2 separate regions of the Homo sapiens genome follow, and region 2 is linked to region 1. A link is an interaction called in ENCODE POLR2A ChIA-PET data of the cell type or tissue named here. Cell type or tissue: GM12878. All regions are shown on one strand. Links, peaks and the distances in the headings refer to the core of each region. The heading gives the core; the rest is flanking DNA. Region 1 overlaps FAM222B (family with sequence similarity 222 member B). Region 2 has its middle 8.5 kb from the start of MIR4732.

Region 1 (15,714 bases), core at 3,516-11,515:
GGGCGGGGGTGAGCTGGGCTCAGCTGCCCAAGGCGGGCGGGGCGGAGCCAGGAGCCCCACGGAGCGCTGCGGAGCGAACCTCACCTTTCCAGGGCGCAAGGTGTGTGTGTGCTTTTTCTAACGCGACCCCGACTTCAGCCGACTTAACCTTGTAAGAAAAGGGGAAATGGAACGGGAAATAATGTCTCTGGATCGCATCAGTTTATTTTGATTATCTGTTTCTACCCTTCATCATTTTTTTTCCTTCCCTTCATCTCACCCCTGCAGATGGGTAAGGAGATTCAGGACTCTTATCTCTTTTTACTGATGTGTCGATATCGGTCGCATAGTAAAATGCACAGAGAAGAAAAGAGGAGCCCTTTTTTGTGTGGTATCTGATGCAGTAAACCGTAATTTAAAAAAAAGAAAAGGCAAGCTAGGAGTGGATATTTGGAACTGTACTCCATGCGTGTCCATTAAGGTTGTCTTCACCATTTTCCTCCTTGGGACTGCCTTGATCAGCAATAACAATCTGAAAGGAGAGGAGGTGCTAGTGGAAAGAGGGAGCAGCCCCAGTCAAATGGTGGTTAAAGGAAATCCTGATAGTTGTTAGTGATTAACTCTGCTAAAGTCTCTTCCTGGAGTACATTGTCACCGGCTTTGTGTAGTAGCTCATCTCTGTTGGAGAAACCTGACTAGAGCAGGCAAACTTACCTTGCTGTTGCTGAAACTTAAAAGTCTTATCTTTTTCTCTGTTGGTATATTTCTTATATTCACAGACCCTCGGAGGGAGTAGTTTCTATCGTCAAAAACCAAAACCAAACTTAAAAAAACAAACCTCCAGATGTATTTTAGTTCGTGGGGGTTTTTTTGTTTTTGTTTTTGTTTTTTGAGACGAGTCTCGCTCTGTTGCCCAGGCTGGAGTGCAGTGGCGCGATCTCGGCTCACTGCAACCTCTGCCTCCAGGGTTCAAGCGATTCCCCTGTCTTAGCCTCCTGAGTAGCTGGGATTACAGGCGCCTGCCACCACACCTGGCTAATTTTTTGTATTTTTAGTAGTGACCGGGTTTCACCGTGTTAGCCAGGATGGTCTTGATATCCTGACCTCGTGATCCACCCGCCTCGGCCTCCCAAAGTGCTGGGATTACAGGCGTGAGCCACCGCGCCTGGCCTAAATGGGCATTTTCAACGAAACGTGTTTGGAGCAGGTTTATCTTAATGTTGATTAGCAAAGAGCTACAGTACCAAAAGGGATGAATATTTTTTTTTTTGGCAACACTTTGATAAATATTAATTAAAATGGTTCAGAGTTTATGTAATACAGGTTCAGTTTCCCACGATTGTTGTAACTGGGGTCCACTTTTGAAGACAGAATTGATACACTGGAGCTGTCTTACACTTTTGGCTAGATTAGTGATTTTTTTCTTTGCATTGATTTATTAGATCTCTAGACAATTAGGAGCAATTTGGGATGAAAGCAAGTATTATAAAAAATAGGGATAATGGGATAGGAAACCATTTCAGCTGTGGAAAGTAATAGGGATTACGAAGCTTACTTTACCTTTTTTAAAAAGAAGATTTCAAATACCTTAGAATAGACATGTTACTAAAAAGTAGATTCACAGTAATCCTGTGTCAGGTTTTGGGTTTTTATTACTCACTTGTCCCTTAAGGCTCCATGAGTTGTATTTAAATTGGGAGGGAAAGGGGATCCCCCAGATGTTGACTAGTTAACTTGCTACTGAGAGTGAACTGTTAAAAATCACTGATTGAAGCCTTTACAGTTAGCTAGTATATAAAACAGAGTTAGCTAGTATATAAAACAAAGTTAGCTAGTATATAAAACAAAGTTAGCTAGTATATAAAACAAAGTTAGCTAGTATATAAAACAGAGTTAGCTAGTATGTAAAACAAAGTTAGCTAGTATATAAAACAAAGTTAGCTAGTATATAAAACAGAGTTAGCTAGTATATAAAACAAAGTGCACTTTGATATCTAAGGTATAGGAAGCTGGGGAAGTGACCAAAAAAACCAGTTGGAAGGCGGGGTGCAATGGCTTGCTCCTGTAATCCCAGCACTTTGGGAGGCTGAGGTGGGTGGATCACTTGAAGTCAGAAGTTAAAGACCAACATGGTGAAAACCCCGTCTCTACCAAAACATAAAAAAATTAGCTGGGCGTGGTGGTGCACTCCTGTAGTCCCAGCTGCTTGGGAGGCTGAGGTGGGAGAATTGCTGGAACCCGGGAGGCAGAGGTTGCAGTGAGCCAAGGTTGTACCACTGCACTCCAACCTGGGTGACACAGTGAGACCCTGTCTCAAAAAAACAAAAACAAAAACAAAAAAAAACCAGTTGGAGGCTGTACAATTTCAACTTGCTTCTGTCAAAAAACAAGTTTGCCCTTCTATTTGATATCTGGGTGGTTTTTATGTTCTCTACCCATGGGTGAGCAGTAAGTACAGCTTTATAAAGTTATACTTCACTCACTTTTTTATATTACTATTTTTTAATTTTTATGTTTTGTAGAGAATAGGGTCTGGCTCTGTTGCCCAGGTTGGTCTCAAACTCCTGGCCTCAAGCAGCCCTCCCAGAGGCCTCCCAAAGTGTTGGGATTAAGGTGTGAGCCACTGCACCCCTCCACGCCCGATATTTCTATTTTTTTGACTGATTTGTGTGATCACTGTTTTGCATGGTGCAATAATTAGGGGTTCGTGAAAGAATTTTCCCAGGAGACAGAAGACTATGTATAGAACTAATCATAAATGTATTTGCACTGATGTTCAAATATCATTTAAGGGGCATGGAAATCCTGGAATTTGGTCATCTGCAAGGAAACAATTATAGAAAGCCATAATCTCTTAGGTTGAGGGGGCATAGTGCTGGTTGAGGTTAAAGCAGTTGATTTAATTTTCTTTAGCAGTCTGTTTTTATCCAACCTGCTTATTTCATTTCTCTCTCTCTCTCTTTTTTTTTTTTTTTTTGAGACGGAGTCTCGCTCTGTCACCCAGGCTGGAATGCAGTGGCACAATCTCTCTGCTCACTGCAGCCTCTGCTTCCCAGGTTCAAGCAGTTCTCCTGCCTCAGCCTCCTGAGTAGCTGGGACTACAGACACGCACCAGCACGCCTGGCTAATTTTTGTATTTTCAGTAGAGACAGGGTTTCACCATGTTGGCCAGGGTGGTCTCAAACTGACCTCAGATGGTCCACCTGCCTCGGCCTTCCACAGTGCTGGGATTACAGGCATGAGCCACCGTGCCCGGCCCATCCTGCTTATTTCTGTGAGTCACGGCTTGGAATGTGTTAAGAAAAAGGACTCTATGTTCTCTCTAAAGGGAGACTCGAGACTAATCCCCTGTTCACATCAGAAGTATAAAATGATCCCCTTGAGAAGGTGAAAGAAAAATATTGGGCCCTTGGCATTGCTTGATTCTCAGAATAATCAGCTTGAGTGTTGTAAGGTTTGGAATTGGGAAAAGCTTACTCTAGGTGAGAAAATATTAGAGGCACAGGAGACTCTGAGAATGCTCTGTCAATTGTCAGAGACTTATTTAGAACAATGGATGCATTCATATGGAGATGTGGGTGATGGTAGTTTTTAGCTTTTCAGCTTTTTCAGTCAGGTGTCAGAGACAATATTTTGTGTGTTTAAGCACAATCCCCTCCCCCAGGGTTTGACTCTTGGAAGCTGAATCTTTTGAGGAAGTTGTTTGCTATGAGTCTGAATCCTGAAAGTAGAGGACTTGATGGAGTCTGTAATCTGTTTACCACTCAGATGAGGATGTAGAATTTATTGTTGGTGAGTTACTGAACTCTTCCTAAAGAATGGTTGCTTAGGCAAATTTTCTCTCAATCAGTTTAACCCTTAGTAGTTTACAGTCTGTTCTCAGTGAAGGCCAGAGCTGTCTTTCTAATGATACTGTCCTTTAAGAATCCTTGTTGGATATGCATGTGTGTTGTTCAGTGGCTCAAAATAAAGGACTGGAATGATGTATGGTTCTCTCTTCATCCAGGACAATTTAGCTTTTGGTAACCTGGGCTGGCATTGTTATTAATTTCTCTCCTAGATCAAATGGTTGGTGGGGTTGCTTTCCAACGTTAAGACACCACTGTGTTTGATTATTTTGGTTTTGTAACTAATAGGGCAATGAGTAATGCATTCATTTTGGAAACAGGCCAGTGGTAACACAGCTCTTGGGCCTGCTGGACGTGTGGAAAAATAGGACAGAGTAAACAATTGAGGGCATAAATAATGAATCTTCCAACTGAGCCCTGGGAGAGTGAGGGAGATTATCCTCAGAGCTGTTCAGTCTGGCAGTAAAAGGGAAAGAGTCCACTGAATTAATTACCCAGACTGTATTTGATACTGCAGGAGGTATGAGATTGTCAAAACCATTCAAAACAAAGTTACCTTTCCGATACAAACTTTTAATCCATCTTTTTGTTTGTTTTAAACCAGACATTTGAATTGTTCATTTATTTTTTAGAGTCCAGGCCTTTGTATCTTCTTTAAACTTTGTTCTATATGTTAGCATTCTGTGAACACTTGATGGTCCTTTTGTTTAGTCAGATCTTAGAAGTTTACTTCATTAGAGATTTCATGATCTGTAAATACATAAAACGTCTCACAAAAGGTTAAGACAAGAGTTTGGGCCAGATGTGGTGACTCATGCTTGTAATCCCAACACTTCAGGAGGCTGAGGCGGACGGATCACTTGAGGCCAGGAGTTCAAGACCAGCCTGACCAACATGGTGAAACCTCATCTCTACTAAAAATATGAAAATTAGCTGGGCATGGTGGCACAGGCCTGTAATTCCAGCTACTCAGGAGGCTGAGGCAGGAGAATTGCTTGAACCCAGGAAGTGGGGGTTGCAGTGAGCTGAGATCGTTGGACTGCACTCCAGCCTGGGTGACAGAGTGAGACTCCACATAAAAGCAAAACAAACAAACAAAAAAACACACACACAAAAACAAGCGTTTCTTCAGCCCAAGAATCATTTCCAGTATTAAGATAAATATTTGCCAGGCGCGGTGGCTCACGCCTGTAATCCCAGGACTTTGGGAAGCTGAGGCAGGCGGATCACCTGAGTTCGGGAGTTCAAGACCAGCTTGACCAACATGGAGAAACCCCATCTCTATTAAAAATACAAAAATTAGCTGGGTGTGGTGGTGCGTGCCTATAATCCCAGCTACTTGGGAAGCCCAGGCAGGAGAATCGCTTGAACCCAGGAGGTAGAGGTTGCAGTGAGCCGAGATTGTGCCATTGCACTCCAGCCTGGGCAACAGGAACGAAATTCCATCTAAAAAAAAAAAAAGATAAAAAAAGATAAATAGTCTTACTTTTGGATAGTTTTTATCCAGTGAATTAAATGAACATCGGTCTCAGCATTTCTCTGAAGTAGGGAAAACTAATGGCCTGTGATTATCTAAATAACTTAAGTGATTTGGTAGTGAAGCCAGACCGAGAGCCAAGGTCTCTGAATTCTTCCTTTCTCTGAATTTCTAATATAGCTTATTATTTTCTCCAAGAAATTTCAGGAACCCTATTTGAAATGATTTGAAGTTTTCCTATATCTACCCTGAGAGGCTTTTTTTATCTTTCTGGTTGTGAAGGGGATCCAAACACCAGTATGCTATTATTAATCAAAAGAAGAATGCTCAAGATGAGGTATTGGAGAAAGAAAAAATAAAGTTGTTAAGAAAAGACCAACTTGAAGGTGATTTTATTTTGTTTTGTTTTGAGACAGGGTGCCGTCCCAATTATATTGCCCAGGCTGGCCTTGAACTCCCGGACTCAAGCAGTACTCCTGACCCAGCCACCGAAGGGACTACAGGTGTGCACCGTGGTGCCCGACTTCCAAATTGAAGTTTTATTATATTTGGTGCTGGTGGATCCCAGGAAGGAAATACTGGGCTGGTTAGATTAAATTCAGTCATGGACTGAGTTTGTTACATTGCGGCCTAACTGAAAAGGGCAGAGGGCATCTTTACCAAGATATGGACAAGACTCTAGTTAAGAGTTCATTCCTTAGATTCACAGAGACCAAAAAGTGGAAAAAACAAAAGTTCATTCCTGATCTTTGAAAAGTCTGTTATTGATTATACACACAAAAGGGCAAGCAGGCAAAGTATAGACAGGTGAAATCAATCCAAAGATATTCTCAAGGACACTTTTTTTTTTTTTAGTTGGAGTTTCACTCTTGTTGCCTAGGTTGGAGTGCAATGGCGCGATCTCGGCTCACTGCAATGTCCACCTCCCAGGTTCAAGCGATTCTCCTGTCTCAGCCTCCCAAGTAGCTGGGATTATAGGAATGTGCCACCACATGCACCATGTGCCCAGCTAATTTTGTATTTTTAGTAGAGATGGGGTTTCTCCATGTTGGTCAGGCTGGTCTCGAACTCCCGACCTCAGGTGATACGCCCACCTCCACCTCCCAAAGTGCTGGGATTACAGGCGTGACCCACCGTGCCCTGCCTCAAGGGCACATTTTTAGGCAACAGCTTTAACTTCCTCTGGTTTTTAACTGAGGTTTTCTAGGCATACAGACTACTGAAAAATTTGTTTTTTTCTTTGGTCATTCAACTAAGCAGTAGGCAAGATAGCCAAGAACCTGTATTACACTTAGTTTTGTTTTGAGACAGAGATCCCACTTTTTTGTGTTTCTCTTTCTTTCTTTTTTTTTTTGAGACAGGTTCTCACTGTGTCATCCAGGTTCGAATATAGTGTGATCACGGCTCACTGCAGTCTCCACCCCTTGGGCTCAGGCAGTCTTCCCATCTCAGCCTCTTTTATTTTTTTTGAGATGGGAGGCTTGCTCTGTCACCCAGGCTGGAGTTCAGTGGCATGATCTCGGCTCACTGTAACCTCCACCTCCTGGGTTCAAGTGATTCTTGTGCCTCAGCCTCCTGAATAGCTGGGATTACAGGCATGTACCACCACACCAGGCTAATTTTTGAATTTTCAGTAGAGACGGGGTTTCACCATGTTGGCCAGGTTGGTCTCGAACTTCTGGCCTCAAGTGATCTGCCTGCCATGGCCTCCCAAAGTGGTGTGAGCCACCATGCCCGGCCCATCTCAGCCTCTTGAGTAGGTAGGACCACAGGTTCGCATCATCATGCCTGGCTACTTTTTTCATTTTTTATAGAGACGGGGTCTCCCTATGTTGTCCAGGTTGGTCCCAAACTCCTGGGCTCCAATGATCCTCCCACCTTGGCCTCCCAAGTGCTGGGATTAGAACCATGAGCTATCATGTCCAGACTACACTTAGTTTCTTTCTTTTTTTTTTTCCTGAGATGGAGTCTCGCTCTGTCGCCCAGACCAGAGTGCAGTGGCGTGATCTCGGCTCACTGCAAGCTCTGCCAATGGGGTTCACGCCATTCCCCCGCCTCAGCCTCCCGAGTAGCTGGGACTATAGGTGCCTGCCACCACGCCTGGCTAATTTTGTTTCTGTATTTTCAGTAGAGATGGGGTTTCACTGTGTTAGCCAGGATGGTCTCGATATCCTGACCTTGTGATCTGCCCACCTTGGCCTCCCAGAGTGCTGGGATTATAGGCGTGAGCCACCGCACCCGGCCTGCACTTAGTTTCTTAATCATCAAAAGTAGTATATAACTCAGTACTGGACCTAGAAAAATTCAGCTCAATGTAGTATCCTTGGGACAGTTTGTTTTATTTAATACTAAATATAAAATCTATATTAGAGGCCAGGCATGGTGGCTCATGCCTGTAATCCCAGCACTTTGGGAGGCCGAGGTGTGTGGATCACAAGGTCAAGAGATCAAGGCCATCCTGGCCAACATAGTGAAACCCCTTCTCTACTAAAAAATACAAAAGTTAGCTGGGCGTGGTGGCGCGTGCCTGTAGTCCCAGCTACTCGGGAGGCTGAGGCAGGAGAATCGCTTGAACCCGAGAGGTGGAGGTTGCGGTGAGCCGAGATCGCGCCACTGCGCTCTAGGCTGGCGACAGGGCGAGACTGTGCCTGAAAAAAAAAAAAAATCTGTATTAGCATTCTCCAGAGAAACAACCAGTAGGGTAAATATATAAGAGGGGATTAGGACTTGGCTCATTTAGTTATGGAGGCTGAGAAGTTCCACAATATGCTGTCTGCAAGCCCGAGAACCAGGAAAGCTGGTGGTGTCATTCAGTCTGAGACCAAAGGCCTAAGAACTAGGAGCTCTGATTGCCAAGGGGAGGAGAAGATAGATGTCCTGGTTCCCGAAGAGACCTGACCTTTGTTACTTAATCACACTGAGGTGCTATGGAGAATTAAAATCTTTCAAGTAAGTCATACGTAAACTAGCTTTTGATACTGAAATGTCATTTTTGTTTGTTTTTTGCTTTTTGGTTTTTTTTTTGAGACGTGGTCTTGCTCTGTCACCCAGGCTGGAGCGCAGTGGCATGATCTCGGCTTACTGCATCCTCTGCCTCCCAGGTTCAAAAAGTTCTCTGCCTCAGCCTCCCAAGTAGTTGGGATTACAGGCACCTGCCACCACACCCAGCTAATTTTTTTGTATTTTTTTAGTAGAGATGGGGTTTCACCATCTTGGCCAGGCTGGTCTTGAACTCCTGACCTCTTGATCCACCCGTCTCGGCCTCCCAAAGTGCTGGGATTACAGGCGTGAGCCACCGCACCTGGCTGAAATGTCTTCATTGTTGGTGTCTTCTGACCCCATAGTATATGTAAATAATTCATCATATGTGGGTGAGCTGTTGGTAGCTAAGCCAAAGAAACAAACTGCAGCCAGACACAGTGGCTTATGCCTGTAATCCCAACACTTTGGGAGACTGAGGCAGGAGGATTGCTTGAGCCCAGGAGTTTGAGACCCGCCCAAGCAAGATGGTGAGACCCTCTCTATAAAAAAATTAGGTGGGTGTGGTGATGTGTGCCTGTACTCCCAGCTACTTGGGAGGCTGAGATGGAAAGATCCCTTGAGCCCAGGAGTTCGAGGTTGCAGTGAGCTGCTATCCCAAGTAGTGAGAGAGCAGGGTGAGAGAGCAGGACCGTGTCTCTAAAAAGAAAAAAGAAGAACCTGGGTACGGTGGCTCATGCCTGTAATCTCCACACTTTGGGAGGCCAAGGTGGGCAGATCACTTGAAGTCAGGCATTCGAGACCAGCCTGGCCAACCTGGTGAAACACTGTCTCTACTAAAATTCAAAAATTAGCCAGGCATGGTGGCATGCACCTGTAATCCCAGTTACTCAGGAGGCTAAGGCAGGAGAATTGCTTGAACTTGGGAGGTGGAGGTTGCAGTGAGCCGAGATTGCACCACTGTACTCCAGCCTAGGCAACAGAGTGGGACTCCCTCTCAAAAAAAAAAAGAAAAAGCAAAGAAACAAACCTCTCTTCTTAACCAAAGCAAAGTTTTCTAACACTGGGCAATACTTGCTAATAATCAGAGCTGTTGGCTGAAATGAAATCCATTTAGAATAGTCAGTGTGTGATGAAAGTAGTACTGTCATCACTTTGTTGTTGTTTTTGCAGTTGTATAATTTTATTTGATGACCAGTGGTTAGTTCTTATCCACATGGAGTGTCTGTAGATTTTGAAAGTGGTAACAGGTACATAAGTAACCAAAGTATAGAGCTTGTTTTAGTGAATTTTTATCTTCATTACATTTTCTGGACAACCACGCAGGGATACACTGTGTGAGACATTCCTTATTCCTTTGGCCCAGACAGCTTTGTTGAGCCTGCTATCAATGTGTGCATCTGGGGTCCTCATCTCCCTCATGGCAAATTTCCAGATCTCTTTGAGTGCCTGAGGGGCTTGCTTCTTAGAGGCTCACTCCATGAATGCACTTGTGAATCTCAATAGTGTATTCTTGGGTTACCACCTGGTTGATGGCAGAACAGCCTTTCTTCTTACCACCCTTTGCGGGAGCCATTCTGCTAGGCCCAAATTGGAAAGCAGTCATCACTTTAAAGCTGGGGGTTTCTGGCTGGGCGCAGTGGCTCATGTCTATAATCCCAGCACTTTGGGAGGCCGAGGTGGGTGGATCACTTGAGGTCAGGAGTTTGAGACCAGCCTGGCCAACATGGTGAAACCTTATCTCTACTAAAAATACAAAAATTAGTGGGGTGTGGTGGCAGACACTTGTAATCCCAGCTACTCGGGAGGCTGAAGCAGGAGAATTGCTTGAACCTGGGAGGCAGAGGTTGCAGTAAGCCGAGATCGCACCATTGCCGATCACACCATTGCACCTGGGCCACAGAGTAAGACTCTTTCTCAGAAAAAAAAGCTGGGGGTTTCTTTAAGTGCTGTTTGCTGGGAAGATATTACCTGAACAATCACTTTTTTTCTTTTTCTTTTTTTCTTTTTTTTTTTTTGCATTCAGCAAAGTGTTTTTGAGGATCAGTTGCTGAACTGAATGAAAATCAGATTTTATGCCACTTGCAGAATTGGGATGATTTAGACAACATTCGTGTTGCTTCAAAGGAGAAGCATAAGCATTATTAGTCATAACTTAAGATTTACTTCCTTCCAAAAGCTAAGCACTTCTACCATTGGCATTTTATTTATCTTCATTCTTATTATGTAAAGGATAGGACTTAATCTACTTTAAAAGGAAAGATATATCAAGTCTGTGAGAAGTTGAAGACAGCTCATCCTAAATTAGGAGGGAAAAGTCCCATTTACTGGGTTCCTGTATGGACCCTCTGCCTTACCCAGCTATTCAGCTGGGAATGGTTTTACTAGAAGAAGAAGAACAACAATAATAATAATAATAATAGTAAAGTGCTGGGATTACAGGCGTGAGCCACCATGCCCAGCCTGTTTTACTATTATGAAGACATTAATTTAGCAGCTGTAAAGATACTGGTTTGGCTTTTGCTTATCTTACTCTCCCAGAACTTTTTCTTTTCTTTTTTTTTTTTTTTTTTTGAGACGGAGTCTCGCTGTCGCCCAGACTGGAGTGCAGTGGCATGATCTTGGCTCACTGCAGCCTCCGCCCCCCGGGGTTCACACCATTCTCCTGCCTCAGCCTCCTGAGTAGCTGGGACTACAGGCGCCCGCCACATCGCCCGGCTAATTTTTTGTATTTTTAGTAGAGACGGGGTTTCACTGTGTTAGCCAGGATGGTCTCGATCTCCTGACCTCGTGATCCGCCCGCCTTGGCCTCCCAAAGTGCTGGGATTACAGGCGTGAGCCACTGCGCCTGGTCTTTTTTTTTTTCTTTGAGACGGAGTCTCGCTCTGTCGTCCAAGCTGGAGTGCAGTGGCACGATCTCGGCTCACTTTAACCTCCACCTCCCAGGTTCAAGCAATTCTCCTGCCTCAGCCTCCTGAGTAGCTGGGTTACAGGCGCCTGCCACCACGCCCAGCTAATTTTTGTATTTTTAGTAGAGATGGGGTTTCACCATGTTGGTCAGGCTGGTCTCGAACCCCTGACCTTGTGATCCACCCGCCTCGGCCTCCCAAAGTGCTAGGATTACAGGTGTGAGCCACCGCGCCTGGCCAACTTTTTTTTTTTTTTTTTTTTTCAACAAAATGTGGAACTAGTAGCTTAATTAAGAATCCACATCTTAGTTTTAACTTGTCTTGCCAGGTGTTACTGTGCATTCACTAAAGTGCTTTACAAAATATTTTAATATTTGGCCTATATTTAGTGAGGTATGGTGCAATTGGAGAGTGATACTGTGTTAGAACTTTTCTCCAGAGAGACAAAAAGAACCTTTCATTTTAAGAAAAGTCCTTTGACTATTTCCATAGTCCCTGGCAAAATTAAGTTGGAAAAGGCAGCTTTTTCAGCCAGATATATTTTTATTTTTGCCTCTTCTCCAAGCTGAACCAGTGTCCCAACTGAAATGTGTCATTCTTATCAGTGATAGTATATTTTGGGAGAAATTGTTCCTTAGTGCGCCTAGAAGTAAGAAGCTTATGCCACTTCAGCCTGCACATCAATTTTAATAGCTCTCTAAAATTGTTTATACCAACTCCCTCCACCTCACATCTGTCCACATCTGCTCATCTTTCAGTTCCTCACAACTAGTTAAGAAAGTCTCATAGGCCGGGTGCGGTGGCTCACGCCTGTCATCCCAGCACTTTGGGAGGCCAAGGCATGCAGATCACCTGAGGTCGGGAGTTCGAGACCAGCCTGACCAACATGGAGAAACCCCGTCTGTGAAAAATACAAAATTAGCCAGGTGTGGTGGCTCATGCCTGTAATCCTAGCTACTCGGGAAGCTGAGGCAGGAGAATCGCTTGAACGCGGGAGGCGGAGGTTGCTGTGAGCCGAGATCGTGCCATGGCACTCCAGCATGGGCAACAAGAGTGAAACTCCGTCTCAAAAAAAAAAAAAAGAAAGTATCATTGCTCAACCAGAGAAATGCCAGTCTTTATCAAAGTCATAGTTACATACAACAGCAGTCTTTGGTATGTGTGGAAGTTTGCATTACTTTGTTTTCTTATTGTTTAAAGAGCCTTTCTTGCCAGGTGTGGTGACTCACACCTATAATCCTAGAACTTTGGGAGGCCAAGGCAGGAGGATCTCCTGAGCCTAGGAGTTCAAGACCAGCCTGGGCAACAGCCGAGATCTTGTTTCTACAAAAAATAAAATAATTACCTGAGTGTGGTGGCAATCACCTGTAGTCCCAGCTTACTCAGGAGATTGAGGCAGGAGGATCACTTGAGCCTAGGAGTTTGAGGCTGCAGTGAGCTATAGTGGTGCAACTGCACTGAAGCCTGGGTGACAGAGTGAGCCCTGTCTCTTAAAAAAAGAAAGTTTTGGCTGGGCGCGGTGGCTCACGCCTGTAATCCCAGCACTTTGGTAGGCCGAGGTGGGCGGATCACGAGGTCAGGAGATCGAGACCATCCTGGCGAACACTGTGAAACCCCGTCTCTACTAAAAATACAACAACAACAAAAAAAAATTAGCCGGTCGTGGTGGCAGGCGCCTGTGGTCCCAGCTACTTGGGAAGCTGAGGCAGGAGAATCGCTTGAACCCGAGAGGCAGAGGTTGCAGTGAGTTGAGATCGCACCACTGCACTCCAGCTTGGGCGACAGACCGAGACTCGGTCTCAAAAAAAAAAAAAAAAAAGTTTTTCTGTGTTACAAAAACAAGAGGCCAGTCGCGGTGGCTCACACCTGTAATCCCAGCACTTTGGGAGGCCGAGGTGGGTGGATCATGAGGTCAAGAGATCGACACTATCCTGGTCAACATGGTGAAACCCCGTCTCTACTAAAAATACAACAATTAGCTGGGCATGGTGGTGTGCGCCTGTAGTCCCAGCTACTTGGGAGGCTGAGGCAGGAGAATTGCTTGAACCCGGGAGGCGGAGGTTGCAGTGAGCCGAGATCGTGCCACTGCACTCCATCCTGTCAACAGAGTGAGACTCCATCCCAAAAAAAGAAAAAAAAAACAACAGGATTCCATTCTTGAAAACAAGTTGATAAATTGCTTTTTATTAAAGGTGCAAGTGGCCTGGTGTGGTGGCTCACGCCTGTAATCCCAGCACTTTGGGAGGCCGAGGCGGGTGGATCACGAGGTCAGGAGATCGAGACTATCCTGGCTAACACGGTGAAACCCTGTCTCTACTAAAAATACAAAAAATTAGCCGGGCATAGTGGCGCTACTCAGGAGGCTGAGACAGGAGAATAATGTGAACCCGGGAGGCGGAGCTTGCAGTGAGCCGAGATCGCGCCACTGCACTCCAGTTTGGGCGAGAGAGCAAGACTCCGTTTCAAAAAAAAAAAAAGGGGGTGCAAGTGCCTAAGTATTAAACTTCACATGAGAAAACAAAAACTGTATTAGTTATGGTTAAGTGCTTTTTAAAAAATTACCTAATTAAAAGCTGTGCTGCTGTCTTGCACTGAAACTAACAGGTAAACCATGGAGAAACTGTAGTTTCTTAGTGAGGATTGCTCTGACTATGCTGTTTAAAATTATTACCCTACCCAGTACTTTCTATTTCCTTACACTGCTTTATTTATTTAATTTGTTATTATTATTTTTGAGACAGGGTCTTACTCTGTTTGCCCGGGCTGGAGTGCAGTGGCATGATCTTGGCTCACTGCAGCCTCAACCTCCTGGGCTCAGGTGATTCTCTGACCTTAGCCTTCCAAGTAGGTGAGATTGTAGGTGCACGCCATCACACCCGGCTAATTGTTTGTATTTTTAGTAGGTTTTGCTCTTGCCAGGCTGGTCTCAAACTCTTGGACTCCTGCAGTCTGCTCACCTCAGCCTCCCAGAGTGTTGAGATTACCAGTGTGAACCACCGCGCCTGACCTATTTATTTTTCATATTTTTTTCGTAGCGTTTATTACTCTTTTTGTGTGGCTGGGGGACCGGGTCTCACTGTCACCCAGGCTGGAGTGTAATGGCACGATCATGGCTCCTTGCAGCCTCCACCCCTGGGGCTCAAGTGATCCTCCCATCTCAGCCTCCTGTGGAGCTGGGACCAAAGGTGCACACTACCACACCTGGCTAATTTTTTTTTTGTAGAGATGGGGTCTCCCTATGTTGTCCAGACTGGTCTTGCTCTTGGGCTCAAGCAGTCCTCCTGCCTCAGCCTCCTAAATTTCTGGGATTACAGGCATGATCCGTGATGGCTGTCCAGTTTCTAGTATCTTTATATGTGAAAATGGGGCTGATGATACATACCCAACCTATCTCAAAGGGCATCTTGAGAAGATGGAGAGAGAATCATGTGAAAAAGCACTTTGAAAATTGTAAAACTCCCTACAAATGTAAGATATTGTTAATGACCTTACAAAAACCACCTTTTTAAAATGATTTGGAATCATAGACTCTAAAAGTTGATTCTAGTGGTCTAGTCCAAATTCTTAGCTACTGAAAAAAACCCTTTTCCATAATTCCTGATGAATGATAATTGCTTTTGCTTCAGTATTTCTCTATTGCTGTTGAACAAGATCAAATTGTTCTTTATGTTCACTTAAAATTGCCCTTCTTCAAAAACTTTATTAACTTATTTTTTATCTCTGGAGCTCAGAGACAGATCTGCTTCCTCCTTTATATGATAGCCCTTTTATGACATGCTCATTTGAGATCTTCATCATCTCACCTCAAAATCGCAATAGCCAGCCAGCCGCTGTGGCTCATGTCTGTAATCCCAGCACTTTAGGAAGCTGAGGTGGGCAGATCAGTTGAGGCCAGGAGTTCAAGACCAGCCAACAACAAAACCCCATCTCTACTAAAAATACAAAAATTAGCTGGGTGTGGTGACTTACGTCTGTAATCCCAGCTACTCGGGAGGCTGAGGCAAGAGAATCACTGAAGCCCAGGAGGGGAAGGTTGCAGTGAGCTGAGATCGCACCATTGTACTCTAGCCTGGGTGACAGAGCGAGATCCTTGTCTCAAAAAAAAAAAAAAAAAAAAAAAAAGCAATAGCCACTTAACTGGCTTCTACCATCTCCTGTTTTTCTTTCACACTTGAAGAAGATTTATTCTAAATAGACATCTGATAATGTTACTTGCCTTAAAACCTATCCCTATCTCCCCATGGTTTTCAGAGAAGTCTGACATTAGCAAATAATAGTTATAACTGCCGTCAAGCATAGGCAGTGTACTAACCACTTTGCAAATACCATCTCATTTAATCCTCACAATTATTCTGAAAGGTGTTGGGTCCACTTTCTTTCTTTCTTTTTTTTTTTAATCTTTGCTGTTGAAGTAGATCAACAATGCCATTTGCCTGTTGAAAAATAAGATTTTTCCAGGATTTTGTTAAAAGAAGATAAATTGTTAGTATAACAGTAGCTTCTGTCTTTGCATACTGTCTCT
Region 2 (15,595 bases), core at 2,999-10,998, 66 kb before region 1:
GCCAAGATGGTGAAACCCTGTCTCTATTAAAAACTACAAAAATGGGCTGGGCACAGTGGCTCACGCCTGTAATCCTGGCGCTTTGGGAGGCCGAGGCGTGCAGATCACGAGGTCAGGAGATCGAGACCATCCTGGCTAATGCAGTGAAACCCTGTCTCTACTAAAAATACAAAAAATTAGCCAGGCATGGTGGCAGGCGCCTGTAGTCCCAGCTACTTGGGAGGCTGAGGCAGGAGAATGGCATGAACCCAGGAGGCAGAGCTTGCAGTGAGCCGAGATCCGCACCACTGCACTCCAGCCTAGGTGACAGAGCAAGACTCCGTCTCAAAAAAATAAAACTACAAAAATTAGCCAGGTGCAGTGTCAGGCACCTGTAATCCCAGCTACTCGGGAGGCTGAGGCAGAAGAATCACTTGAACCCAGGCAGCAGAGGTTGCAGTGAGCCGAGATCATGCCACTGCACACAGAGTGAGACTCTGTCTCAAAAAAAAAAGAAAAAAACAATTGAATTGCAACCCCCTACCTCACACCATATACCCAAATCTAGTTTGGGGTGGATCACAGACCTAATGTAAAAACTCAAAACATAAAGTTCATAGAGCAAGCAGGGAATGTTTCTATGACCTTGACATAGGCAAGATTTCTTAAGACCAAAAAAAAAAAAACTACTAACCATAAAAGAAAAATTTGATATATTGCATCATCACAATAGGTCTTGGCCAGCCAGGCATGGTGGCTTATGCCTGCAATCTCAGCACTTTGGGAGGCCGAGGCGGGTGGATCACCTGAGGTCAGGAGTTTGAGACCAGCCTGACCAATATGGTGAAACCCTGTCGCTACTAAAACAACAAAAATTAGCCAGGCGTGGTGGCAGGCTCCTGTAATCCCAGCTACTCAGGAGGCTGAGGCAGGGAGAATTGCTTGAACCCAGGAGGCGGAGGTTGCAGTAAGCTGAGATCGCGCCACTCTACTCCAGCCTCAGCAACAGAGCAAAACTCCATCTCAAAAAAAAAATTAACTGAGCATGGTGGTTTGTGCCTATAGTCCCAGCTACTTGGGTGGCTGAGGTGGGAGGATCGTGTGAGCCTAGGAGATGGAGGCTGCAGTGAACTATGATCACATAACTGTACCCCAGCCTAGGCGACAGAGACCCTGTCTCAAAAAAAAAAAAAAAAAGAATGAGAAGACAAGCCTCAGAATAATGGGAAAAAATATTTGCAAGATATATGTCTGGCAAAAAAAAAAAAAAAAAACTAGCATTCAGAATATATTTTACCAATCAGTATGGGAAGAAATGGTAATGCCGCAGAAAAATAGACAAAGGAATGGCCAATAGATGTATGAAATCTGTGTGACAGATTGTATTTTCCACAGATAGTGGCAACAATATCTTCCATCCTACATGTTCCTCTTACAGTGTCACTTTGACCATCCTTACAATTAGAGGTAGAGCCTATTCTTCCTTCCCTTGAAACTGGTGGGACTTTTGTGGCTATTCAGGCCAATAAAGAGTATTGCAGAAGTGACATTATGTGACTTCTGAGTTTAGATCACAAACGATGACAAAGCCTGTGCTTTATTTGCTGGAATACTCTCTCTTTAAGCCTTTAGCCACCATGTAAGCAGTATGACTGTTCTGAGGGCACTGTACTGTAAGGAAGCCCAAACAGAGGGACCACAGGGTTGGGCCCTGGCTACATGAAGAGAAAGAGATAGACACCTGCAGCTGCTCCAGCCACCATCTGGCTGCATGTGCAGGAGAGACCCCAAGCCATTTCTGCCCAGCCAACCTCCTAAAATCCAGACTCCTGAAACTGTGTGAGATAGTAAATGGACTGCTCATTGTTTAAGCTTCTAAGTTGGAGGTTGATTTGTTACATAGTAAAGAATGGCAGGAATAGCATGCATAACTTCATTAGTCATCAGGGAAATGCAAATTAAAACCAAAATGAGATTATCACTTCACACCTACCAGAATGACTGAAATGAAAAAAAAAGTTACAATATCAAGCATGGGTGAGGAGGAAGAGCAATTGGAACATTCATACACTGCTGGTAGAAATATATGTCAATACAACCACTTTGGAAACCTGTTTGACAGAATCTACTACAGCTGAACAAAAGCATACCCTTTGACCCAACCATCTCACTCCAACAGCAATATACATACATATGGGTACAAGAATACTCACAGCAGCATTATGAATAATGGCCCCCAAATTCAAACAACTCAAATGTTCATCAATGGTAGAATGAAAAATGTGTATCATATTCATGAAATTGAATACTATGCAGTAATAAAAACAAATGAACTACTGCTACATGCAAATACTTGAATAAATCTTGCAAACGTAATGTTGAGTGAAAGAAGCCAGACATGGGCTGGGTGCGGTGGTTCACACCTGTAATCCCAGCACTTTGAGAGGATGAGGTGGGCAGATTGCAGATTGCTTGAGTGTGTGGCAAAACCCTGTCTCCACAAAAGATACAAAAAAAAAAAATTAACTGGGCATGGTGGTTTGCACCTATAGTCCCAGCTACTCGGGAGGCTGGGGTGGGAGGATTGCTTCAGCCCGGGACGTTGAGTTGAGGCTGCAGTGAGTCAAGATTGCACCATTGCACTCCAGCCTGGGAGACACAGTGAGACCCTGTCCCAAAAATAATAATAGACGGGTATGGTGGCTCACGCCTGTAATCCCAGCACTTTGGGAGGCTGAGGCGGGTGGACTGCCTGAGGTCAGGAGTTCGAGACCAGCCAGGCCAACATATAGTGAAACCCCGTCTCTACTAAAAATACAAAAATTACCTGGGCGTGGTGGCGCACATCTGTAGTCCCAGCTACTTGGGAAACTGAGGCAGGAGAATTGCTTGAACCCGGGAGGCAAAGGTTGCAGTGAGCTGAGATCACACCATTGCACTCCAGCCTGGGCAACAGAGCGAGACTCCATCTCAAAAAATAATAATAATAATAATATAGATTGTATCATTCCATATAAAGTCCAAAAAGCAGGCAAAGCTAATCTATGACATTAGATCAGCTAAAGGTCACCTTTGGGGAAGAAGAGACAGAAATAGAGGGCACAGGAGCCCCCTGAGAATGTCCTGTTTCTTGACCTGGATGGTGATTACATGGGTGTGTTCACTTTGTGATAATTCACTTATGAGTCATGCACTTTTTGAATATATGTTCTACTTCAGCAAAAAGTTAATTAAGAAAATAAATTGCGGGCAAGCCGCTAGGTCCCCTTCCACACTGTGGAAGCTTTGTTCTTTCACTCTGCAATAAATCTTGCTGCTGCTCACTCTTTGGGTCCGCACTGCCTTTATGAGCTGTAACAATCACTGCGAAGGTCTGCAGCTTCACTCCTGAGGCCAGCAAGACCACGAACCCACCGGGAGGAATGAACAACTCCGGACGGGAGGAACCAATAACTCCAGACGTGCCGCCCTAAGAGCTGTAACACTTACTGCGAAGGTCTGCAGCTTCACTCTTGAAGCCAGCCAGACCATGAACCCACCAGAAGGAAGAAACTCCGAACACGTCCAAACATCAGAAGGAACAAACTCCGGACACACCATCTTTAAGAACTGTAACACTCACTGCGAGGGTCTGCAGCTTCATTCTTGAAGTCAATGAGACCAAGAACCCACCAATTCTGGACACACCATGTTCATGCCACTGCATTTTGCCCTGGGTGACTGCATTTTGCCCTGGGTGACAGAGCAAGACCCTGTCTCAAAAAACAAAACAAAAAAAATTGTGATTAATACATAGAAAATAGGGAATTGAGTGGTTGCTTTTAAATTGGAAGTATAACTTACATAGCGAAAGGGGTACAAATCTTGTGAATTTTACATATAATAAAATTTCATAAATGCATATACCTTTCTAACCAGCGTGAAGATCAAAATCTGGAACATGTCCAAAAAAAGAAAATAAATTGCCTCCAAGATCTTCGTCCCATCTGGAAGAACGGAAGAACGGAGTTGTTATTTACTGAAATGGGAAAAACATTTGAGGGAGCAGACTTTTTTTTTTTCAAGATAGAGAGATAGTCTCTCTCTGTCGCCTAGGCTGGAATGCAGTGGCACCATCACGACTTACTGCAGCTTTGACTTCCCTAAGCTCAAGTGAACCTCCTACCTCAGCCTCCTGAGTAGCTGGGACTACAGACATGCACCACCATACCTGGCTAATTTTTGTTTGTTTGTTTGTTTTTTGAGATGGAGTCCCGCTCTGCTGGGCTGGAGTGCAGTGGCACTATCTCGGCTCACTGCAACCTCCACCTCCCAGGTTCAAGCGATTCTTCTGCCTCAGCCTCCCAAGTAGCTGAGACTACAATTGCATACCACCGCCTGGCTAATTTTTGTATTTTTAGTAGAGATGGGGTTTCACCATGTTGCCCAGGCTGGTCTCGAACTCCTGAGGCTCAAGCAATCCACCTGCCTCAGCCTCCCAAAGTGCTGGGATTACAGGCATGAGCCACCATGCCTGGCCCACTACTGGTCTTTTCACTGCTTCCTGTTGACCTTCAGGAAAAGGAGGCCTGAGTGGCTGCAATGAGACCCAACTAGGAGATGGTCCAGGTTGGCCTTAGTGTCAGGGACACTGACTTCAGCAAGAAGATGAGAGGGGCCTTGCTGAAAGAGATCTGAAGGGTGCTGGAGAGGAGGAAGGGGCAATGATGTGGGGGTAGGGAGTGAGGAGGGGATGCCTCAGCACCTGTACTAATGCCAGTGGACCCCTGGAATGGAGAAAGCCAGGCCTCTGTCCCCAGAGCCTGGAACCAGCCTCAGGAAGAGAGAGTGGAGAGTATAGAGCATTCTGCCTGAGCCTTCAGAGGCCTGCTAAGGCCCTGTTTACCATGAACTTCCATGAACCCAGGAAGGAAAGGGCTTAGTATATAGAATGGGCACCTGGAGTGTGCAGGTGATGCTGTTTCCTACCCTGTTGTGCTCATGACCCCACCAGCCTTAGGAATTCGATATAGAGGGTACCAGGCCTGCCCATCTTCCCTGCTGTGCCCAGTCCCTAGGCCTGAAGGCCCAGCACAGAGGGGGTTAAGGGCTCAGGAACGCTTGCCTCTGGGTGGGTGGGAACTGTCAGCAAGGAGCCTTGTCTGTCTTGATAATCCAGGCTGCCTATCTTTTCCACAGCAGCTGTGAAGCAAACAGGTTGTCCTGGCAGGGAGGGAGGAATGTAAAGGCCTGGCTGATGGCGGGAAGGATTTGAGGCAGTAGGGACACTCAGGCTCCACTCAACAGCCACCTTTAGAACTGTACCTGGCTGGGCGCAGTGGCTCACGCCTGTAATCCCAGCACTTTGGGAGGCCGAGGCAGGCGGATCACGAGGTCAGGAGATCAAGACCATCCTGGCTAACACGGTGAAACCCCATCTCTACTAAAAATACAAAAATTAGCCGGGCGTGGTGTCGGGCACCTGTAGTTCCAGCTACTCGGGAGGCTGAGGCAGGAGAATGGTGTGAACCTGGGAAGTGGAGCTTGCAGTGAGCCGAGATCACACCACTACACTCCAGCCTGGGGGACAAAGCCAGACTCCGTCTCAAAAAAAAAAAAAAAAGAAAGAAAAAAAAAAGAAAGAACTGTACCAGGAGACTGGAAAGGTCATGGCCCAAGTCTGGACTTGAGAGTCCCCACTGACCCAGAGAATAGGAACTGGAAGCTGATGAATAGAGTTAGGGAGGTGTTGAGAGGAAAATTTCCATTTCTGACTCAGTATGTGTCTCAACAGGGGTGCAAGGGGGACACTATCACGTGTACGTGCACGGGTATGAGTGAGCACGAGCGCCCACAGGTGTATGCCCCGTTGGAGAGAGTAAACAGGGAAAGCCCACTGCAAAGCCAGGAAGGAAGGAGCTTGGCATCTGTTGAGCTCCTGTTGTTCATGTGCCAGGCTCTAGGTTAGAACTATCCACCTTCACTGTCTCATTTCATCTTCACCAGCATGGAAAAGAAAGCATTTGAACCCCTTTTTTTTGAGACAGAATCTTGCTCTGTCGCCCAGGCTGGAGTGCAGTGGCACGATCTCGGCTCACTGCAACCTCCGCCTCCCCGGTTTCAAGCAATTCTCCTGCCTCAGCCTCCTCAGTAGCTGGGATTACAGGCCTGTGCCAACAAGCCCAGCTAATTTTTGTATTTTTAGTAGAGATGGAGTTTCACCATGTTGGTCAGGCTGGTCTCGAACTCCTGACCTCGTGATCTGCCCGCCTCAAGCTCCCAAAGTGCTGGGATTATAGGTGTGAACCACCGCGCTCGGCCTTTTTTTTTTTTTTTTTTGAAACAGAGTCTCACTCTGTCACCCAGCCTGGAGTGTAATGGCACTATCTCGGCTCACTGCAACTTCTGCCTCCTAGGTTCAAGAGATTCTCCTCCCTCAGCCTCTCGAGTAGCTGGGATTACAGGCGCCTACCACCACGCGTGGCTAATTTTTGTATTTTTAGTAGAGACAGGGTTTCGCCATGTCGTCCAGGCTGGTCTCAAACTCCTGACCTCAAGGGATCCGCCCACCACGGCCTTCAAACTGCTGGGATTACAGGCATGAGCCACTGAACCTGGCCTGAACCCCATTTTACTGTTGAGGAAGCCAAGACTCTAAGATCAGGTGCAGGGGCCAGAATCACTCAGCGGTAGTGTGGTGGAGCCCGGACTCTGACAAGTCAGTCAGAAGCTGTGCTTATTTCCTGCTAGCTCTCAGTACTCCTAGACAGGAAGCAAGAACCCTAATGTACAACCCCTGAACTGTGAAGGCGAAAGCTCTGGTTCAAGCCAAACATGGGCCTGTGATTTCAGGACAAGTGAGCTTCATGAGAAGGCTTGGCTCATAAACTGCAGGAGGTCAGAGAAAGGAGAGGGGATTGTTGCTGGATTGCAGCTGCCCAAGAGCAGTGTGTGGAAGAGGCTAAACAAGGGATTAGATGACTAGGCATGGTGGCTCATGCCTGTAATCCCAGAACTTTTAAGGGCTGAGGTGGGAGGTTTGCTTGAGGCCAGGAGTTTGAGATCAGGCTGGGTTGCACAGTGAGAACCCCCATCTCTATTTTTTTTTTTTGGTCACTGTTGTCAGCCTGGGTTGGAGTGCAGTGGCGTGATCTCGGCTCACTGCAACCTCCGCCTCCCAGGTTCCAGCAATTCTCCTGTCTCAGCCTCCCGAGTAGCTGAGATTACAGGCGCCTGCCACCATGCCCAGCTAATTTTTCTATTTTTGGTAGAGACACGGTTTCACCACGTTGGCCAAGCTGGTCTTGAACTCCTGACCTCAAGTGATTTGCCTGCTTCGGCCTCCCAAAGTGCTAGGATTATAGGCGTATGCCACTGTGCCTGGCCTCTATCTCTATTTAAAAAAAAAAATTTTTTTTTCTGAGATGGAGTTTTGCTCTCGTTGCCCAGGCTAGAGTGCAGTGGTCCAGCCTTGGCTCACTGCAACCTCCACCTTCTGGTTTGAAGAGATTCTCCTGCCTCAGCCTCCCAAGTAGCTGGGATTACAGGTGCCCACCACCATGCCCAGCTAATTTTTTTGTATTTTTAGTAGAGACGGGGTTTCACCGCATTGGTCAGGATAGTCTCGAACTGCTGACCTCGTGATCCACCCACCTTGGCCTCCCAAAGTACTGGGATTACAGGCCTGAGCCACTGCGCCTGGCCCTAAAAAAATTTTTTTAAGACAGGGTCTCACTCTGTCACCCAGGCTGAAGTGCAGTGGTGCGATCACGGCTCACTGCAGCTTCAACCTCCCAGGCTCAAGCGATCCTCCCACCTTAGCCTTCTGAGTAGCTGGAACTACAGGTACATGCCACCACACCAGGCTAATTTTTGTATTTTATGTAGAGATGGATTTTGTCATGTTGCCTAGGCTGGTCTCCAACTCCTGGCCTCAAGCAATCCACTCGCCTCAGCCTCCCAAAGAGCTGGGATTATAGGCATGAACCACCACACCAGGCTTCTACAAAAATTTTGTTTTAAAATTACCTGGAGCCGGGCGCGGTGGCTGACGCCCGTAATCCCAGCACTTTGGGAGGCCGAAGTGGGCAGATCATGAGGTCAAGAGATAGAGATCATCCTGCCCAACATGGTAAAACCCCATCTCTACTAAAAACACAAAAATTAGGGCCGGGAACAGTGGCTCACGCCTGTAATCCCAGCACTTTGGGAGGCCGAGGTGGGTGGATCACCTGAAGTCGAGAGCTCAAGACCAGCCTGACCAACATGGAGAAACCCCGACTGTACTAAAAATACAAAATTAGCTGGGCGTGGTGGCACGTGCGGATAATCCCAGCTACTCTGGAGGCTGAGGCAGGAGAATCACTTGGACATGGGAGGAGGAGGTTGTGGTGAGCCAAGATCGTGCCACTGCACTCCAGCCTGGGTGACAAGAGCGAAACTCCGTCTCAAAAAAAAATAATAAATACAAATACAAAAATTAGCTGGGTGTGGTGGCACACGCCTATAGTTACAGCTACTTGGGAGGCTGAGGCAGGAGAATAGCTTGAACCCAGGACACAGAGGTTGCAGTGAGCCCAAATCACGCCACTGCACTCCAGCCTGGCTACAGAGCGAGACTCGGTCTTAAAATATATATATATATTACCTGTACCTGGAGCCAGGCCAGGCGTGGTGGCTCATGCCTGTAATCCCAGCACTTTGGGAGGCCAAGGCGGGTGTATCACGAGGTCTGGAGTTCAAGACCAGCCTGGACAAGATGGTGAAACCCCATCTCTACTAAAAATACAAAAATTAGCCAGGCGTGGTGGCGGACACCTGTAATCCCAGCTGCTCAGGAGGCTGAGACAGAGAATTGCTTGAACCCGGAAGATGGAGGTTGCAGTGAGCCGAGATTGCACCACTGCACTCCAGCCTGTGGAACAGAGCAAGACACCCTCTCAAAAAAAAAAAAAAAAAAATACGTGGAGCCGGGTGCTCACGTACAGGCTCATGCCTGTAATCCCAGTACTTTGGGAGGCCAAGGTAGGCAGATCACTGGAGGTCAGAAATTTGAGACCAGCCTGGCCAACATGGTGAAACCCCGTTTCTACTAAAAATACAAAAAATAATTAGCCAGGAGTGGTGCATGCCTGTAATCCCAGCTACTCGGGAGCTGAGGCAGGAGAATCTCTTGAACCCAGAGGCAGAGGCTGCATTAAGCCAAGACTGTGCCACTGCATTTCAGCCTGGGCGACAGAGCGAGAAAACAAATTTTTTCCTGGGTGTGGTGGTATGGGCCTGCAGTCCCAGCTACTTGGGGGACTGAGGCAGGAGGATTCCTTGAGTCCAGGAATTCAAGGTTGCAACGTGCTGTGATTGTACCACTGCACTCCAGTCTCTGGAAAAAAAAAAAAAAAAGAGGTCCGATAGATGAGTGGAGTCTGCCTGCATAAGTAGAAACACAGAAGGAATCCTTGCATCATTCAGGGGCTTTCTTACACGATTTCACTGAATCTTGTTTGTTTGTTTGCTGTTGTTTTGAGATGGAGTTTCACTCTGTCGCCCTGGCTGGAGTACAGCGACGCAATCTCAGCTCAATGCAGCCTCCGCCTCCCAGGTTCAAGTGATTCTCCTGCCTCAGCCTCTTGAGTAGCTGGGATTACAGGTGCCTGCCAGCACACCCAGCGACCTTTTTTTGTATTTTTAGTAGAGGCAGGGTTTTGCCACGTTGAACAGGCTGGTCTCCAACTCCTAACTTCAAGTGATCCACCCACCTTGGCCTCCCAAAGTACTAAGATTACAAGTGTGAGCCACCGTGCCCAGCTAGATTTTACTGAATCTTCTGAAGGATCTTGTGAGGCAGGTATTATTCTCATCCCTATAATAGATAAGGAGGCTCAGAATCACATTACTGGTAACTGGCAGAACTTAGGTTTGATTCCATTGAAACTCAAAAAGGCCTCACAAAGACACAAAATCTACCCTATTCCTAGCGGGTTTGTGCATAGAGCCAGGGTGTGGGGTCTGGAGAACAGGGCTGTAGTTCTGCTCACTATAAGACTCGGGCCAAGCACTTCCTCCCTGAACCTTAGTTTCTCTATCGTGAAAATGGCATGCAGGTGTCTTTTGGAGATGGATGGACATCGGCAAAGCCCCCAGGAAAGCCATTCCTAGGACCCCACTCCCTGGAAGGGCTCCAGGGGCATCTGGGTACAGTGCTCAACATGCACACTTCCTCATGGGGCTGAACGGCATAAAGAGTATAAGGGAACATATGCTTGAGCATCTGTTCCATGTAAGGCGTTCTCTGAACACCTCCCAGGATAAATCCCGGGTGCTGGGCCAGGGAGATGGTTCAGACAAGGTGCCCATTCATGGAATGGTTGGGGACAAACAAGGGAATTTGCCACACTGTGATGAGGACAACAGTAAGAGCAGGTCCCAAGCCTGGACCTCGAGAGGGAAGTGTCAGGGAGAGTGAAGAGAAGCTTCACAGACCAGTCAGGATGAAGTGGAGCAGGCCTCTCTGACAAACTCCTAAATCTCAAGCCCCATTGACCTCATGGAGGGTAAGGATTAGAATGGTTTTCCAGGCTGGGCGCAGTGGCTCACATCTGTAATCTCAGCACTTTGGAAGGCTGATGCGGGAGGAATGCTTACTCAGTTACTCTTGAGAGGCTGAGGTAGGGGGATCCCTTGAGCGCAGAAGTGAGTTATGACCACAACACCGCACCACTGCACTCCAGCCTGGGCAATAGAATGAGACCCTATCATTTTTAAAAGAAAAAAAAAACAAAAAAAAAAAACAGTGGCCGGGCAGGCGGATCACCTGAGGTAGGGGGTTCAAGACCATCCTGACCAACATGGTGAAACCCCGTCTCTACTAAAAATACAAAAATTAGCTGGGCATGGTGGTGGGCGCCTGTAGTCCCAGCTACTCGGGAGGCTGAGGCCAGAGAATCCCTTGAACCCGGGAGGCAGAGGTTGCAGTGAGCTGAGATTGTGCCACTGCACTCCAGCCTGGCAACAGAGCGAGACTCAGTCTCAAAAAACAAACAAAACAAAACAAAACGAAAAACCAGTTTTCCAGCTTCTCAAAATTTCTCAAAGTCCTTTGTTCCTGAATGAGTTTTGCTACTGTCTGTGCTATGAGACATTGAATGAGAAAACACTGAATAACTGTTTGAATAACCATATTATTTGGCCTCCTTTTATCCTTGTATAAAATTGCTAATGTCATGAGACATAGTAAAGCAACCAAGAGGAAAATAAGAGTAATTCTACCCGCTGAATTTATTATTTATTTTTTAGAAACAGGGTCTCACTCAGCCAGCCTCCCATGCTGGAGTTCAGTGCTGCTGCAATCATAGTTCACTGCAGCCTCAGTCTCCCGGGGTCAAGCAATGTTCTCACCCCAGCCTCCCAAGTAGCTAGGAATACAGGCATGTGCCACCACAGCTGACTAATTTTTTTTTTTTTTTTTTTTGAGATGGAGTTTTGCTCTTGTTGCCCAGGCTGGAGTACAATAGGATGATCTCAGCTCACTGCTGCCTCTGCCTCCCGGGTTCAAATGACTCTCCTGCCTCAGCCTCCTGAGTAGTTTGGATTACAGGCATGCACCATCACGCCCGGCTAATTTTGTATTTTTAGTAGAGATAGGGTTTCTCCATGTTGGTCAGGCTGGTCTCAAACTCCCGACCTCAGGTGATCCGCCCGGCTGGACCTCCCAAAGTGCTGGGATTACAGGTGTGAGTCACCGCGCTTGGCCCACAGGTGGCTAATTTTTAAATGTTTCTGGAGAGATGAGGTCTTGCTATGTTGCTGTGGCCAGTCTGAACTCCTGGGTTCAAGCGACCCTCCTGCCTCAGCCTCCTAAAGTGCTGGGATTACAGGCATGAGTCACTGTGCCCGGCCTGAATTTCTTTTTTTAATGTGTATGCTGTGTATCTCTATGTGTTGTATGTCTGCGTACATGTGGGCAGTGCACATGTGTGCATTTGTATGTGTGTGTTTTGCATATTATGTGTATCTGTCTGTGAGTGTCTATGGCTGCTTCCTGTTCCTCTGAGTCATGCATTGTTCTCCGATGCTGAGAGGTGGAGGGAACCCTTAAGCTTTGGACAATTCTCTCCTCCTCTCTGCCTTCAGTTTCTCTCCTATATAAATGGGAGACTTGAACTCCATGATTTTGAAGGACCTGTACAGATCTGACCATCCTTAACTTCATCACCATACACTTTAGGACTTCTTCCAAAAAAGACCTAAAGAACAGTCAAGAGCTTAAAGCTGCAGTGGCAGGGGTTGAAGTTAGAAGGACGAAGTCCCCAGACTTGCCTCACTGGCCTCAGAAAAGCCATGGAGCTCCTGGTTTGAAGCAAAAGCTGTCAGAATTTAAAAGTCAGGCCCAAGGCCCTAGCTGGTGTCCTCCCACCCCTGTACTGGCCAGAGAGTCTCCATGTGCCTTGCAGAGAGGCAGAGGGATTCACATTCCAACTCCCTGTGGGGTACTGGGGAGGCAGAGGAATGGAAGAACAAATATCCAGGAAAACAGCCCTGGGCGGGAAGCGCCTCAGCCCTGCTTTGGCCCGTGTTGGCTCCTGATAAACAGAAGGCTGCTGGGCCCCCACCCTGATAGCCCAATGTCTGCTTATCAGGGCCCCCTGACTATCCCTCCCAGGCCCAGACTCTCCTCCAACCCACACCCTACTCACAGCAATCCCCACCCCTGGCCAGAGGCCACAGCCACAGGATCTCTGGCTGGCTGAGATAATCTCTCCCCTTTCCCTTTAGGACGCCTAGGTTCTGCCCATGCTCACCTTTGGACTTGGCCCCCAGGCACTAGGCAGAAGTCTAGGAAGTAAGTGGCATGAAGCTTGCCCTAGTACACGAAGCCCTGCCTTTGTTGAAGGAGCTTGAGCTGTCTGTGGGGTTTCTGAGTAGAGGTGGCCTCGCAGGAGGGACACAGGACAGGAAAGGGGGTCAGGGGAAGCAGGAGCAGACATAACGACAATGCCTCACCTGGTTAGAGCAGCTGGATTTCAGAAGCTTTGTCGCTCATCTTTTTTTTTTTTTTAAACGGAGTCTCATTCTGTCACCCAGCGTAGATGGCAGTGGTGCAGTCTTGGCTCACAGCAACCTCTGCCTCCTGGGTTTAAGCAATTCTTGTGCCTCAGCCTCCCGAGTAGTTGGGATTACTGGTGCTGCCACCACGCCCGGCTAATTTTTTGTATTTTTAGTAGAGATGGGGTTTCTCCATGTTGGCCAGGCTGGTCTCAAACTCCTGACCTCGAATTATCCACCCACCTCAGCCTCCCAAAGTGCTGGGATTACAGGCGTGAGCCACCGCACCTGGCCCTCACTCATCTTTCTATATTTCTTTTTCTTTTTTTTTTTTTTTTTTTGAGGTAGAGTCTCACTCTTGTCACCCAGGCTGAAGTGCAGTGGTGCAAACATGGCTCATTGCAGCCTCGACTTTCCAGGCTAAAGTGATCCTCTCACCACAGCCCACCAAGTAGTTGGGACTATATAGGCACATGCCACCACAACTGGCTAATTTGTTTTCTTTTTTTTTTTTTTTTCGTACTTTTAGTAGAGATGGGGTCTCACTATGTTACCCAGGCTGGTCTTGAACTCCTGGGCTTAAGTGATCTGCCCCCCTCAACCTCCCAAAGTTCTGGGATTACAATCGTGAGCCACCATGCCTGGGCTCTCACTCATATTTCTGACTTGACTCTTACAACTTGGCAAGATGTGTATAACCACCAAAGCTCAGAGAAGTGCAATTTGTCCCCAGTCACACAGTTTGTGAGACAGAAGAAAGAAGTAAAGAAGGAAACTGACATTTGTTTCATATGTGCTAGGACCTGATCTGGGAGCTTGAGATGAGTGCTCGTATCACCCTCTTCATCACTGTATAAGGTTGGTATTGACAGCTGCCATTTTAAATTTGAGGAAACTGTGAGTGGGAACACTTGGTCCAAAGTCACAGAGCTGGATGCAGCACAGCTGAGACTGTCACTTGGGACCTGTCACCTCTAGACCTGGGTTCTTGCAATGGTCCCAGGTGGCTTTCAATAATATTCCATGGGCTTTCAGATGTTCAAGGACAGGCCTTGTGGGGGTCCCTGAGGGAATGGGGTGAGGTGGGAATGAACTTGTTTGAACCCCTTCTGTTGACCGGCACCAGCAGCTGATCCCCTAGATCTGGCAACTCTGTGAACTGGGGACTATTGTTATTCCTATTTACAAATAAGAACAGGGAGGGTCCCAGAGAGAAAATGGCTTGCCTGAGAGAGCCACAGCTTTGTCCATCTGCCTCCTCAGGCCAAGGTCTCTCTCCTCCCCCATATTACATTAGGCTCAGCTTGATGTAGGCTGGAACATTTATTTAGTTGTTAATTATGTGATAGAAGTACATCAGTGAGCTGGGCGCAGTGGCTCACGCCTGTAATCCCAGCACTTTGGGAGGCTGAGGCGGGCGGATCGCCTGAGCTCAAGAGTTCGACACCAGCCTGGGCAACACGGTGAAAGCCTGTCTCTACTAAAAATACAAAAAATTAGCTGGGCGTGGCAGCGAGTACCTGTAGTCCCAGCTACTCAGGAGGCTGAGGCAGGAGAATCGCTTGAACCCAGGAGGCGGAGGTTGCAGTGAGCTGAGATTATGCTACTGTACTCCAGCCTGGGCGACAGAGCAAGACTCTCGCTAAAAAAAAACAAAAAACAAAAACAAAAACACAGAAATATATTAGTGAATAAACAAGGCCCTCATGACTATTTACTTAATGTGAATAATCACACAAATAAATAAGTCCCTATCAGGGAGACTTAAATAGTCTGGGAAGACTTCCCTGCAGAAGTAACACTTAGAGATGTGAAGAGGGAGGCTGGTGCGGTGGCTCACGCCTGTAATCCCAGCACTCTGGGAGCCCATGTGGGCGGATCACTTGAGCCCAGGAGTTTGAGAGCAGCCTAGACAACATGGCGAAACCCCATCTCCACTAAAAATACAAAAATTAGCCAGGTGTGGTGGTGTACGCCTGTAGTCCCAGCTACTTGGGAGGCTGAGGTGGGAGGATCACCTGAGCCCAGGGAGTCTGCAGTGAGCCATGATGACACAACTGCACTCCAACCTGGGTGACAGAGTTAAATTGTCTCAAAAAAAAGGAAGGAAAAAAAAAGAGCTCTGAAGAGGGGCTAGGAGCTAACTAGACAAGAAAGGAGGGAAGACCATGCTAAGCAGAGGGTAGAGCATGTGCCAGCGTGCTGTGACCTCAGGAAATAGAACACCTCCACAGGACCCAGAAAAGGTTGGGTCTCTTCTCCCACTTCCATCCTGGTCTAGTCTACCCCCGCAGAGGAAGAGTATTAACTGCCTTCCAGCACACAGACCAGATTGTCTAGGATAGGGAAGAGGGAAGGGCGTGTCCCCCAGAATGGGGATTCTAAACAGCAGAGGCCTTGCTTTGAGGAGCCTCTCCTCTACCCCAGAGGCAAAGAACCAAACAGTGCTAGGCTCTCACTGGAGGTGCCTTGAGCTTTGAAGAGCAGACCCACAAGAGCTGGGGATTCAGCTGCTCTCAAATCTCCTAGTAGAGCAACCCCCAAGAGGACCTTGCCAGGGCAGTGCTAGGCAGAGTCTCTCTGCCTGCCTAGGTCT

What was found. ChIA-PET counts read pairs that join two places held together with the same protein. Peaks named below come from ENCODE experiments on the same cell type or tissue, not always from the same donor. Only the 100,000 strongest peaks of a DNase experiment are listed, where the experiment ranks them.
Region 2: POLR2A ChIA-PET joins it to region 1 with 5 read pairs; 15 of 35 experiments call an interaction of 5 or more read pairs at or near these places.

The regions. Positions count from the first base shown.
Region 1 is chr17:28,796,595-28,812,308 of GRCh38, reverse strand. All of the region lies in intron 1 of FAM222B (family with sequence similarity 222 member B), which reads left to right. It also overlaps the pseudogene RPL31P58. Among named protein-coding and RNA genes, the nearest start is that of FAM222B, 38 kb to the left of the region's middle. RefSeq lists a silencer at 1-99 and enhancers at 1-267, 2,627-3,568. In GM12878, for the core only: no CTCF peak of the experiment used is centred there; a DNase peak (open chromatin) is centred at 3,654; H3K27ac peaks cover 379 bases.
Region 2 is chr17:28,862,465-28,878,059 of GRCh38, reverse strand. No RefSeq gene overlaps it. Among named protein-coding and RNA genes, the nearest start is that of MIR4732, 8.5 kb to the right of the region's middle. RefSeq lists an enhancer at 6,424-6,493 and a cis regulatory region at 11,931-12,987. In GM12878, for the core only: no CTCF peak of the experiment used is centred there; a DNase peak (open chromatin) is centred at 6,729; H3K27ac peaks cover 1,465 bases.